Regions from separate parts of the Homo sapiens genome. Here region 2 is linked to region 1. A link is a contact called in ENCODE Hi-C or POLR2A ChIA-PET data. All regions are on one chromosome and are shown on one strand. The core of a region is the stretch at or near the end of the contact, and the rest is flanking DNA. Distances in the headings are between cores, read along the strand shown.

Region 1 (5,406 bases), core at 739-3,238:
AGGAAGGATTTCTTTAGGAGCAGAGATGGAATTGTAGGTCTCCTATCTCTTAGCCTTTCCTTTCCACCTTAATCCACTGCCTTGTGGGCAGAATTTCACAGAATGTACAGGATATGGGGGGAGTGTGACCTTGAGAACGGCATATTCAGCATCTTCACTGAATTACTGCTGCCCTGGCTTCTTGTTGGGACTCCAGGGAGGTTTGGGGCCTGAATCTGGCTGCTCACCTCCCTTCCTTCCAGGTTTCCTGCCAAGGGAATCACAGCATAAGGATAAAATCCAAAAGGGAAACACAGTAGTAGCTCAATCTCTGATGAGTGCCCAGTATCTCCCTGAAGCAGGACTTCTCTGATAAGCTGGGCTGGCCCCAGAGACCCTTTCCTGGAAGCCCAAGGGATGTTTCCTGTCCCCAAGTCCCTAACATCCACGTCTCCACCTAGCTATAGGCTGGAAATGTCCCATCCACCTACCCACAGGCAAACAGAGAAAGACATGGCTGCTTTTGTGTCTGGGAGGTGTGACACAGCACAGTAAGCGAGAGTGGGCAGGAAGGTGGTCGTGCCTGCCTGGGAAGGCTGAGTCCCAGGAAGTGAGAGGGAAAGGAAGGTGGTATCTGAGTGAGCCCACTCTCAGAAAGCCTGGTCAAGGGAGCATTCTGCTCTGACTAGAGCAACGCGTTTCTCAAGGACCAGATAGGAGGAAGATGAGGAGGAGGTTCATGATCATTCCCCCTGCCATGCCCAAGGTTGGAGAGAAGCTAGGAGGACTTCCCTCCCTTTGTGAGTCAAGCTGAGCTGTAGAGGTAAGCATCCTGGCTCTTCTCCAGAATATTGAAAGATTTAATGTTTACTATTCTGACCATAATCTGTAGTTACTTTGTTAAAACTGAGATAGACTGATGTCTTTGTGAGCCACTGTACTGTTTGTATGTTATAATTACACACTAAATTGTGCTATAGAAAGTCTACATATTTATTCCTCATTTCCATTTTTCTGCCCGAAGTTTTAGATTTAAAAACTAATTTTCTTCTCTCACCCTCCCTCCATCTCTCCCTTCCTTCCTTCTATCGACCTGCAACTTTTAGAGACCTGCTAGGGGTCAGATTGTTTGCTTACGCCCAGGGCTTTTGTAGTTCAGAGGCTCCCACATTCAGAGTGAGACAGCTGGACTGAGGCAGTGAGAAGGAGAGGGCCCTGGGGGAAGAGCAAAGGTACAGTTGTATAGGAATGGTCAGCCATGAGACACACCCTTGACTCCACGTGTCCTCATTCCTGCCACTAAAGAATAAAAATCCCAGTCAGTTACAACGGCAGCAATCGAAATCCAGCTTCTGATGTGAGATCTCACCAGGGCCCCCAGAGGTTCAACCAAAGGGAGGAGGCACAGGGCAAAGCCCAGGCAGAGATTCCTCACGCTCCTCCCCCGACTGCCATTAAGAAGATTCTTTTATAAGAAGATCAATCTAACCTTCAGAAATTGAGGGAAAGATAGACCATCCAGTGGCACATTGTGTGATTCAGGTTCTTAGTCAAAAGGAGCTTAGAAGCCTGGGAGCCTCCCCAGAAGAGGTCAGAGGTGATCTGTGAGATGAATATGAGTCCTGAACAAGCTGAGGATAAACCACGAGGAGAAGAGAGAGTGCTTCGGGGAGGGGAGAATGCAGACAAAGTTTGGGAGGTAGGAAGGAGCCCAGCCTGCTCTGGAGATGGAGAGGAGCCAGGCCTGGGTAGAAGGCAGGTGTGTAAGCCCCGAGGAGAGAGTGATGGATAGGCTGGTGAGGAAACAGCAGATTTCAGGGGCCTGCATCAGATGCATTTGTAGGACACTCTCTTGGAATTTTTCTGGAGAGGTAGGGAATCTGGGTCTGCGTGTATTTTTAGCCTGTCTTTTCTGCCCTCTTCTGAGCAATGATTCTAAGAGCTTTCAGCCTGAGGTCATCTGTTTTCCTAGTGCCTGTTCCAGGGAAGCAGATGCCAGCACCACTACCTCACACAGAGGCTGCTGCCGCCCCAGCGCTGACCCCAGGAGAGCGACGTGTCCACTGCACCACGGGAGCAGGCTGTAGGAGGCTGCCCCATGGGAGGCTCCACAGTCCCGAGCTCTGCCAGAATGTCACCCTTCTGTTCTGGCATGACCCTAGAGGAGAGTTTCTTTGAGGTCCATGGGAAGCCCCAGATGCCTGTCCCCATTTCCTTCAGGGCCAATATGGGCACCCCTCAGGCTGGAAGGCTGTGGAAGGACGCGGGTTGTGGGATCCAGCCCTCAGGATTGCAAATGTCTGCCTCAACCTTGTTTCCCGGGAATTCTGCCCTTCCTGTCTGTCTTGTTACCTTCCAGCTCCCTGCCTCTCCATCGCCATTTCCTACCTCTCTGCCAGCAAAGCAGGGGCAGGTTATTTTCTAAGACTCTGCTTTCTCCATTTAGGAATCTATAGTGCACACAACGGCTCCTAGAGGAGAGTTCATTTGCTCCCTCGCTACAACCCAGTCTAAAGCTTCTTTTCTGTGCTCTAGGTTCATGTTTTCAAGTCCTCAGTGGACATGACTACTGGAGAATCATGACCCAAAACAATTCACAGTCTTCCCTCCAGAATGTAACTCCTTTCGGCCATCTTGTTTATGTCAGGGATGCCTCCAGTCTCCTCCCAGGCTGAGCCCCTGGGACATGGCTCCTCTTCTTTACCTCCCACATCCAGTTAGGCAGCAAAATGGGTCCATCCTTTCTCAGCACCACTTTTCCATTTCTGCCACATCTACCATTTCAATCCCAGCTCTCCTTGTTGCTTGGCAGGATGACCCCCACAGCCCCCAAGTGGTACCTTCCCTGAAACCCCTTCTTACCCTGCCCCTCTGCAATGCCACTGCCACCCCTTCACAAGTCTTCTGTTACCTCTTTTCTTGTCTCATCAAATCTCAAGTCTTTGCTCTGGCTGCAAGGTCTTTACCTGGTTCCCCGCTTCTGCCCAGCTTTAGCTTCTCTTCCCCTCCTCCTCTCTTCCACTCCTGTCATTCTGAGTCGCTCACCATCCCTGAAACATATCTAGCTTATTCCCCTTAGGGGATCTCTGTCCTGTGGATCCCCCACCTTCCTCCCTTCTCTCCACTGTATGTCAGATCCCTAGCAAGGATTTAATTAGCCAAAGGCAAACTCAAATTTCCTTCTCAAAGTTTACAAACATTCCTGCCTGGAACTGTCCTCAGATACAGCTTCTAAGTCACAGAAGAAAATTCTTCTCATTGCTAAAATATTTTAGCCATTATTTTTATTTTTGCCAGAGTGGTATTACTCAGTTTGGTGACCCAGGCTTATTAATATGATTCTGCTGAAAAACATAGAACAAGACATGAGCAGACATGGAAGAGATTTGTTGGGGGAAATGGCTGTGAGGAATAAAAGAGAAGGAGCTAGAGAAGGGGAGCACAGCCTTCAGATGGCACTGCATGTTGGACTCCTATGGAGGAGAGAAGGAAGAAAGAAGGGCTGGGGAGGAAGAGTCTGAGACTGCAGTGCAGTTCTAAGAAAATTTCATCCATGATGTGGAGTCGGACGGGGAGTGCCTGAGCCAGTCACCTCGCTGTGGTTGGTCACTGGCCAGAGTAGCCCTTGGGAAGCAGGGCCTTGGCACAAGTGATATGGCAGATCTATAAGGACAGCAGCAGGAGCCACCTGTCCATCTGCTCATCACAGCAGGAGTTCCAACAGGGCATTCTCATGGCAGCCACACAACACTTGGTTTCTGCTGCTGAATGAAGATTTGAATGAGGACGCAAACTCCAAATCATTCCAAGGTTGAAGAATTAAATCCAAAAATATGTATTCCTAAAGAGAATTCCCTGAGAGAAGGCAATTTATCTTCATTATCACATCAAGGCTGTGTCACCATCATTACCGCCATCTCCACCATCATCATACTATAACCACCTTAACCATCATCATTACCATCATCATCACCGTATCATCGCCATTCCTCCCATAATCACCACTATCACCTAACCACATCATCACCACTACCATGACCACTATTATTGCCATCAACACTACCACCACCAGCAGGATCATCACCATCATCACCACCACCATTACCACCATCATCGCCATTACCATTGCCATTTCCACCACCATCACCACCAATATTATCATCACTATTTCCATCATCATCATCATCATCACCACCACCATCACCATCATGACCACTACCATTATCATCAGCCACCAGTACTATCACCATTATTACCACCATTATCATTATGAAGTCAGAGAGTATGGTATGGAGAAAAAGAATCTGATTGCAAGGCTTAACACCTGGGCTTTGATCCCATCTCTGCTGCTGATTTGCTGTGTGGCATTGGACAATTCTCTCCATCTCTGTGAATCTTCATTTTATTTTTCTGTTTAGCAAATAATTACAGTGCATCTGCTGAGCCAGGCTCTCCTATCTGGAGGAGTGAGTAGGCCTACTGTAAGTCTGACCAGCTGCCAACTCTGAGGCCAAACAATCAATGGCATTGCATGACATTGACCACACCTAAGGTTTTATGAAAACAGTGGTCATGGTAGCTGCACAACGGGATGTGACCTTGCCCTGTTTAGAATACCCAAGGGCAATAAAAGCAATTTTATATCTTTTCCAGTTCCTGTGGGGAGCAATAAATGCATCACTAAACTCAAAGACCTCAGGAATGAGGAGAAAATTCACTGGAGAACTTGGGCTCAAGCTTTAGCTCATACCTATTAAGGCCTAGGTAGGGTAAGGCCTCCCACACTGGTCGCATGACATATTGTGGCCGAGCTAGGCTGTTGATTCTCAGCCGCCAAGTGTTTCCTGGAGCTGCTGGAGGAGGATGGTGGCTGGGTGGGACCTGTCTGGGATGGGGACAGGAATGTTGCTAGAGTACAGCTCAAGGGTGAAATGAAGGCCATAGGCCCTGGGTGATGACAGAGGCAGCTGCCGCAAGCCAGAGTCCCAGCCACATCTGGGCTTCTGATTGCACAATCCAGCTGTTGGCTGGGCCTGCTGACTCCCCAGTGGGATGGGCTGGCTGGGAGACTGGAGGAGGGTGGGCTAGAGGCCTTGGGAAAATTCAGCACCTGCAGATGAGTCTGGTGAGTCCCTCTTCCTTTCGGAGAGTGCCCTGGCTGAGGATGAAAGTGGGTGGGTGGGGGTCGAAGGATCTTTTTCTGTTCTCAGTATCCCTTTATCCTGCTCTCTGTTACCCCATGTTCCTAAAAAGGGAATTTCCACAGTTCCCTTCCCACCATCCTGGGGATTGGGCAGGGGCGGAGGGTGAACTGAGGGGCAAAGGAGAGATGGAAATTCCCTTAAAGTTGGCAATAGTTGGGGGTGCCATGTGCAGGACTGAAACTACTAATCTGTGGCTTCAAGTTTGTTCCAGGAAGGATGCATT
Region 2 (5,406 bases), core at 1,248-3,747, 50 kb after region 1:
TCCACGTGCCTGCCCTGTTACTAGCCCATCAAAAGTAGGGACAAGGATGCAGAAGATTGTAGAGGTACCCACAGACCCCACCTGCTGTTCCCCTCAATGGAAGAGAGACTGTGTGACTCTGGGAGGCGCCTGATGGATGGGCTTCCTCTCAGGCAGTGTTATGAGATCCCCCTTGAATTTCCACCCTGTGTCCTGTGATGCTCAGGTCTGGAGCCAAGGCGGTGGTGTAAACAAGGCCTGGCCAGTGAGGGTGGGTGTGTTGTTTGCTGATAGATGTCAGCTGGAACAACCTGAACTGGCCCCACTGGTCCCTAGGGGCAACAGGAACAAAGTGGGGAGGATGCGGGTCATGCCGGGCTCTTCCAGGCAGACCAGCTGTGCTCCCCACACACAGGGTGGCCTTGGGCAGCACAGCCAAACCTGCCTTGCAGGCTTGGGGTGAGCCAGAGAGGCAACCTCTTGCCCTGGCTTGAGCCCACCCTGTGTGTGGCCATAGCTTCCATGACCTGCCTGGAGCCCCAGCTCAGCTAAAGCTTTTGTAGGGTGCAGCCACCCACCATAGCAGAGCCTGCCACACACCCTGAGGATTCAGTGTCCTCAGCACTCAGTGACTAGGGGCTACAGGGACCACTCATTCATGGGCGAGGAGATCCCACTTGTGTGGATTTGTCTTGACATGTCATAGTACCTCCCCTTCCCTCTGGCTCCATCATGGTTTCCGAATCATCCTTTCTTCTATACAACAATCCCTCCTCACCGCTGACACTATCCATCTAAAGCCATCATCCGCCCACACCACTCCCTGCCCCTGGAGGGACACTGCTGTTTATTGCGCACCAGCTCACACGGCCACCAGCCCCACCCTGTGAGATCGGGACCCTGACCCAGCTGGAGCATCTGTTCACATCCTCTGTTGATTATTTAAGCGGCGTCTGTCTGCATAGAAGGGTTACAGTATTCTGAAGGGCTGCCGTCCAGCCTTTTCTCCAGGGCTAGCTGCTTTGTTTAACCAGCCTTTGGGCTCCTGGGCAGGTGGTCCCAGGGACTCTGCAGCTGCAGAGATGGCTCTGGGCTCCCACTACCCTTCTCCAGCTTGGCCTCATGCCAGGCAAGAGGCAGGAGCAGGTACCCTTCCTCCCTGCCGGGACCTACCCCACTGTGCCCTCCATCCCTTGTGTCCCTGGAGGCACAGCATGCCGGGAAGGCTGCTCCCTGCTGGCCCTGCTCACTGCCCCTGCTCACTGCCCCATGCTGGGGAGGGGGACGCGGCATCCTTTTCACATGGCAGCTCCACTGATGCCCACAGCAGCACATTCCAGGCCCCAGATCCTTCCAACCAGGACTGTTCCATTCACGAGTCACAGCTCCACAGCAGCCACGTCTCTGCCATGTTCTTGAAAAACAGAGAAGGAAAAAGAAATGTCACAATGACCACTGCACTCGCCATTCCAGGGCTTCTGAGGCCTTTGGTGAAAGCCAACTTGAATCCAAAGCTGGCAGGGGTGGCAGTGGGTGGGGCCAGAAAGGCGGCTGCTGATTGATTGTTGGCAGAAATCACGAGGTTTTACCGGAAGTCAGCCCCTCCCCTTCCTCCAGCTTCTTCCCTTCTGCCTTCTGGAGAGGTCAGGGATGCCTGGCGGACGGCCGTGGCTGCCCCTTCAAAGGTGCTTCCAGGATGCAGACCTGGAAAGGAGCTTAGGAATATGATGACTGTCTATCTGTAGCCCCAAGCCACGTCTGTGTGTGACAAGACCAAGGGTGGTTCAGGAGGCAAAGCATTTGAGAAGCAGATGGCTCTGGAAAATCTGGCCTGCAGGGCTGAGACACTTCCAGGCCATCAAGTCCAAACTCTTCTCTTATAGATGGTGAAAACTGAGTTCTGCCAGCACTGACCTGGGATTTCTGAACTCAGGGTGCTAGGAGCCCTATGGGTTATCCAGGCCTGCCCTTTAGTTTCCTTCCTCATGCTCCCTCTACATACATGTGTGCATACACACGTGCACACACGTGTACCCACACACACAGCTAATTCACTGACACCTCCCTGACTTTAAGATTGTGAGAGTGACATGAGACACATACATGGTGCATGCCTTACACTTACAGGGAGGCCATCACACCTGAATAGGTGCAGCGAACTCTGAGAGGTCTCAGCAGGGTGGAGACAGAACCTGACTGCACCAGGCCCCTCCTGACCTGGGGTTTTCTCGCTGAAGCAGAGAAGGTAGACTGCAGCCCTTTGGCTAGATATTGGGGAGACCAGGAATATGGATAAAATGAGAGAAGGTTTTGGGAACATCAGAGTGGCCCCAAAGAAGGGAATCCCTGAACCCAAACCAGCTGCCCAGCTACTGCTGGTAGCCCAGGTTCTGAGGCTGAGGAATGGGGAAGCCCCATCCCCACTCTTCAGCACCCAGTTGATTGGAAGAGGGAGGAAGCTGGCAGCTGGGGAAAGGTCTTGGGCCAAACATTTTTCCACTGGTGAATCAGAGGACAGCAGTAACAGGAGCCAGGCTGGCCTGACCCCAGCCACCTCTGTGAGTCATAGCTGAGGTCCCTGTGCTAATCTTAACCCCTCAGAGAGGACTTGTTGGGACTTGCCACCAAATCTTGACCACCAAAATAGTCTTGGAGCTGACGTGGCCCTGGAAAGCCCTGGCCCATCACAGAAGGGGTCAGAGAATGGAGCCAGGGTAGAGAGGGCTGGTCTGGGAGTTAGGCTGTGCCCCAGCTCTCCCGTGACCTTGAGCAACTCACAGTGAAGTGTTAGCAAGATGGGCTCCCAGGTCCCTTCCAGACATTCTCCCAGACCAGAGCCAAACTGGGTCTGAGAAGGAAGGAACCAGGACCTGAGGCAGCAGAAGGTTTTCAGGCCAGGTCTGGCCCTGCCCTCATCACAGTTGCTCACCAAGGTCCTCGCCTTTTACAGTGCACAGCTAGTGACAGCAACCTTGGTTCTGGGGCCAGCTGCATCCAAAATTTGTTCTGGGATTTTTGACAAGTTGCTTCACAAATCTCCTTTCTACAGGGAAGGCAGTACAGCTAGTGGTTTAAGGCACTGGACTTTGAAGTCAGACTAACCCAGGTGAGAATCACTTAGTCGCTGGGTGTCCTGGGGCAAGTCATTTAAATGTTCAGCAAATTTCAGCTGCTATCATTACCAGCTAGTATGTCTGGTCCTCAATTATGTCCTTCTATAAAAAAAAGAGGATAGCAAGAATGATTTCTAAGTCCCTTTCTCTAGCTGTCCTTTTCTCTAATCAGGTCCTTGACCCTGCACAATCAATTCAGGGACTGGGACCTTGTGGCAAATGAGAGAACAATGAGTTGAGGAAACATCTCTGGGACTACAGAAAAGGGATTTAAGATGCAACACAGGGACTGTGGTGAAACAGAGGTGAGCTCTGGAAAGGCTTGGTGCAGGAGCAGGAGCCAGGCCAAGTTCTGAAGCTCAGTGCAGGGGGCTGAGGCTCGGGTCTGGGAGACTGGAACCTGAGCCCTGATGGCTGGGAGGAAGCCTTCTCCCCAGCTCAGGCTGAGCCTCAGGTTTCCACTGCATTCTGAGCAGAAGAATCTTTCTTTTCACATCATTTCCCCAGATAATCTTTTCATCATGGTCTGAATGACCATTGTGTCAAATTATCTTAAAAGATTATTGAAAATGTTGCACCCCCTCCTTTTCTTCTAGTGTGCTGGTGTGCATGCATGTGTGTGTGTGTCTGTGTGTGTGAGAGAGAGAGAGAGACAGAGAGAGAGAATGGGGGGAAATTGAGCAAGAGAAAGAACAAGAGAGATGCAACTGTGAGTATCCATTGGTGTCCTGTTAGGGCCATATGAACAGACAGATAGGTACATCCTTACTGTCTCCCAGGGATGCTGAAGCCATGGCCGGATGCTAAGGTGAGAAGGTGGGGGCCTAGAAAGGTTGGACCTACAGCACCAAACTCTTGCACAGGCCAGAAAGAGGCCCTGCTTTCTTCATGCCCAACACTAGGACCTGTCTCCCAGAAGGTCCTAGAGCCCCAGAGACAACAGAAGCCTTCTTCTCCCGGTGGGAATGAGTGTGGGGACCTCACCCTCCAGGGAGCTTGGATGGGGCCAGGGTGAGGGCAGAAAGGATGGAGGTGACCCCTCTTGGGAAGGTAAGACCATATGTGAGCCTAAAAGGAAGATGGGTCCTGGGAGGGGTGTGGTGCTGAGTCTGGAGCACCTCACGCGGGTGGGCCTGTTAGACTTCCTCCTCCCAGTCAGGAGAGTCCAGGAGCACTCAGACGTCCTGGGTGCCTGGCAGGGGAGACAAGTCCAATGGATCTGGGATGCAGGGTGCTGGTGGCACAGTGAAGACACAATGGACATTGTTTATAGTGTTGCCAAAGGCTGGAGACTGCAGAGGCCGCTAAGGAGTGGAGAGTGGAGGAGAAAACTACAATTAAATGGCAACCCCAGCGCCGTCTCAATTCCTGCCCTGATAGGGAGGAGAGGGCAGAGCTAATATGGAAAGGGTAGGAAGGGACAGGGCAATCCCTTGACAGAGAGAGCTTTGACTCAGGGGTCAAGGGAACAGCTGTGGAAGCCTCGGGCACATCTGGCTGGGGCTGGGCTGGAAGAGGGTGAGCCTGTGGCTGGCAGGGAGCCAGGGATGTGGTAGAGACAGATAGGGCCTGTGTTTACTGTCCAGCTGAGGTGTTGCAACAGGAAGCTGGCTGGGGGTGGCAGGGAGGAGGCTGCTCAGGCGGAAACTATTTATCTGAAACAGAAGGAACAGCTGGGGAGGGAGGCCAGGCGCAGCAGCCAGCTTTCCAAGGCCACGCAGGATGCCCGTGCCATGGCAGCGAGCCACCCTATCTCCTGCCCAGCCTGCCTGCCTCGCTGCACATCCAGCCCTGCTGTCCTTGTCCAGAGCAGAGCCAGCTGACCAGTCGTCCCCATTCCTAGTCCCCAGCTGGGGCTGTGCTTCCCAGTGGGATGCCCCACCAGACTGCAGGTTTGGCCTGTGGCTGACTACGCTGTGAGGATCCACCATGTGCCAGGCATTGTGAGATAGGTGTGCGTGTTCTCCAGTTTCCAAAGGTGAAAACAGAGGGCATAAGGGATTTGTCCAGGACCACACAAGAAGTTAGCATTGTGGAAGAAACTGCAACCCAAGTCTGTCATATTTACAGAATCGCTCAGGTGTTCCTGCACACGTGGAGGTGGGCTGTGGGCCTGCCCTTGGCCCTGTGGGACTCACCTTCATCCAGCTCACAGCCCACCACCTGAGAAATCAGCAGACCCCACAAACACCCCCTCCCACCAGGAAATGATCCCTCTCCTAAGTCTCTGCACCCACAGCTGGGCACATGGGAACAACAGCAGCCTCTGAGCAAAGATTTCCTATCACAACCAGGTAAGAGGACCCAGTCTGGC

What was found. A loop is a pair of places that touch in the nucleus more often than their neighbours do. ChIA-PET counts read pairs that join two places held with the same protein, here RNA polymerase II (POLR2A). Pooled maps may share reads with other maps.
Region 2: a loop to region 1 is called in a map of ascending aorta, with 5 times the contacts of the local background. The contact joins two enhancer-like sites. A Hi-C loop is called at or near these places in 5 of 168 maps with a recorded cell type or tissue (aorta, ascending aorta, cardiac septum and 2 more) and 4 of 50 pooled maps. POLR2A ChIA-PET finds 5 or more read pairs at or near these places in 2 of 52 experiments (AG04450 and OCI-LY7).

Annotation. Positions count from the first base shown.
Region 1 is chr2:71,829,428-71,834,833 of GRCh38, forward strand. No RefSeq gene overlaps it. Among named protein-coding and RNA genes, the nearest start is that of CYP26B1, 320 kb to the right of the region's middle. RefSeq lists an enhancer at 774-1,973. Within about 2 kb of position 1,989, at least 4 of the 41 ENCODE cell types and tissues checked have a DNase peak (open chromatin) inside an H3K27ac peak, as active enhancers do; they include ascending aorta, where a contact is called at or near this core.
Region 2 is chr2:71,878,479-71,883,884 of GRCh38, forward strand. No RefSeq gene overlaps it. Among named protein-coding and RNA genes, the nearest start is that of CYP26B1, 270 kb to the right of the region's middle. RefSeq lists an enhancer at 1,980-3,179. Within about 2 kb of position 2,498, at least 8 of the 41 ENCODE cell types and tissues checked have a DNase peak (open chromatin) inside an H3K27ac peak, as active enhancers do; they include ascending aorta, where a contact is called at or near this core.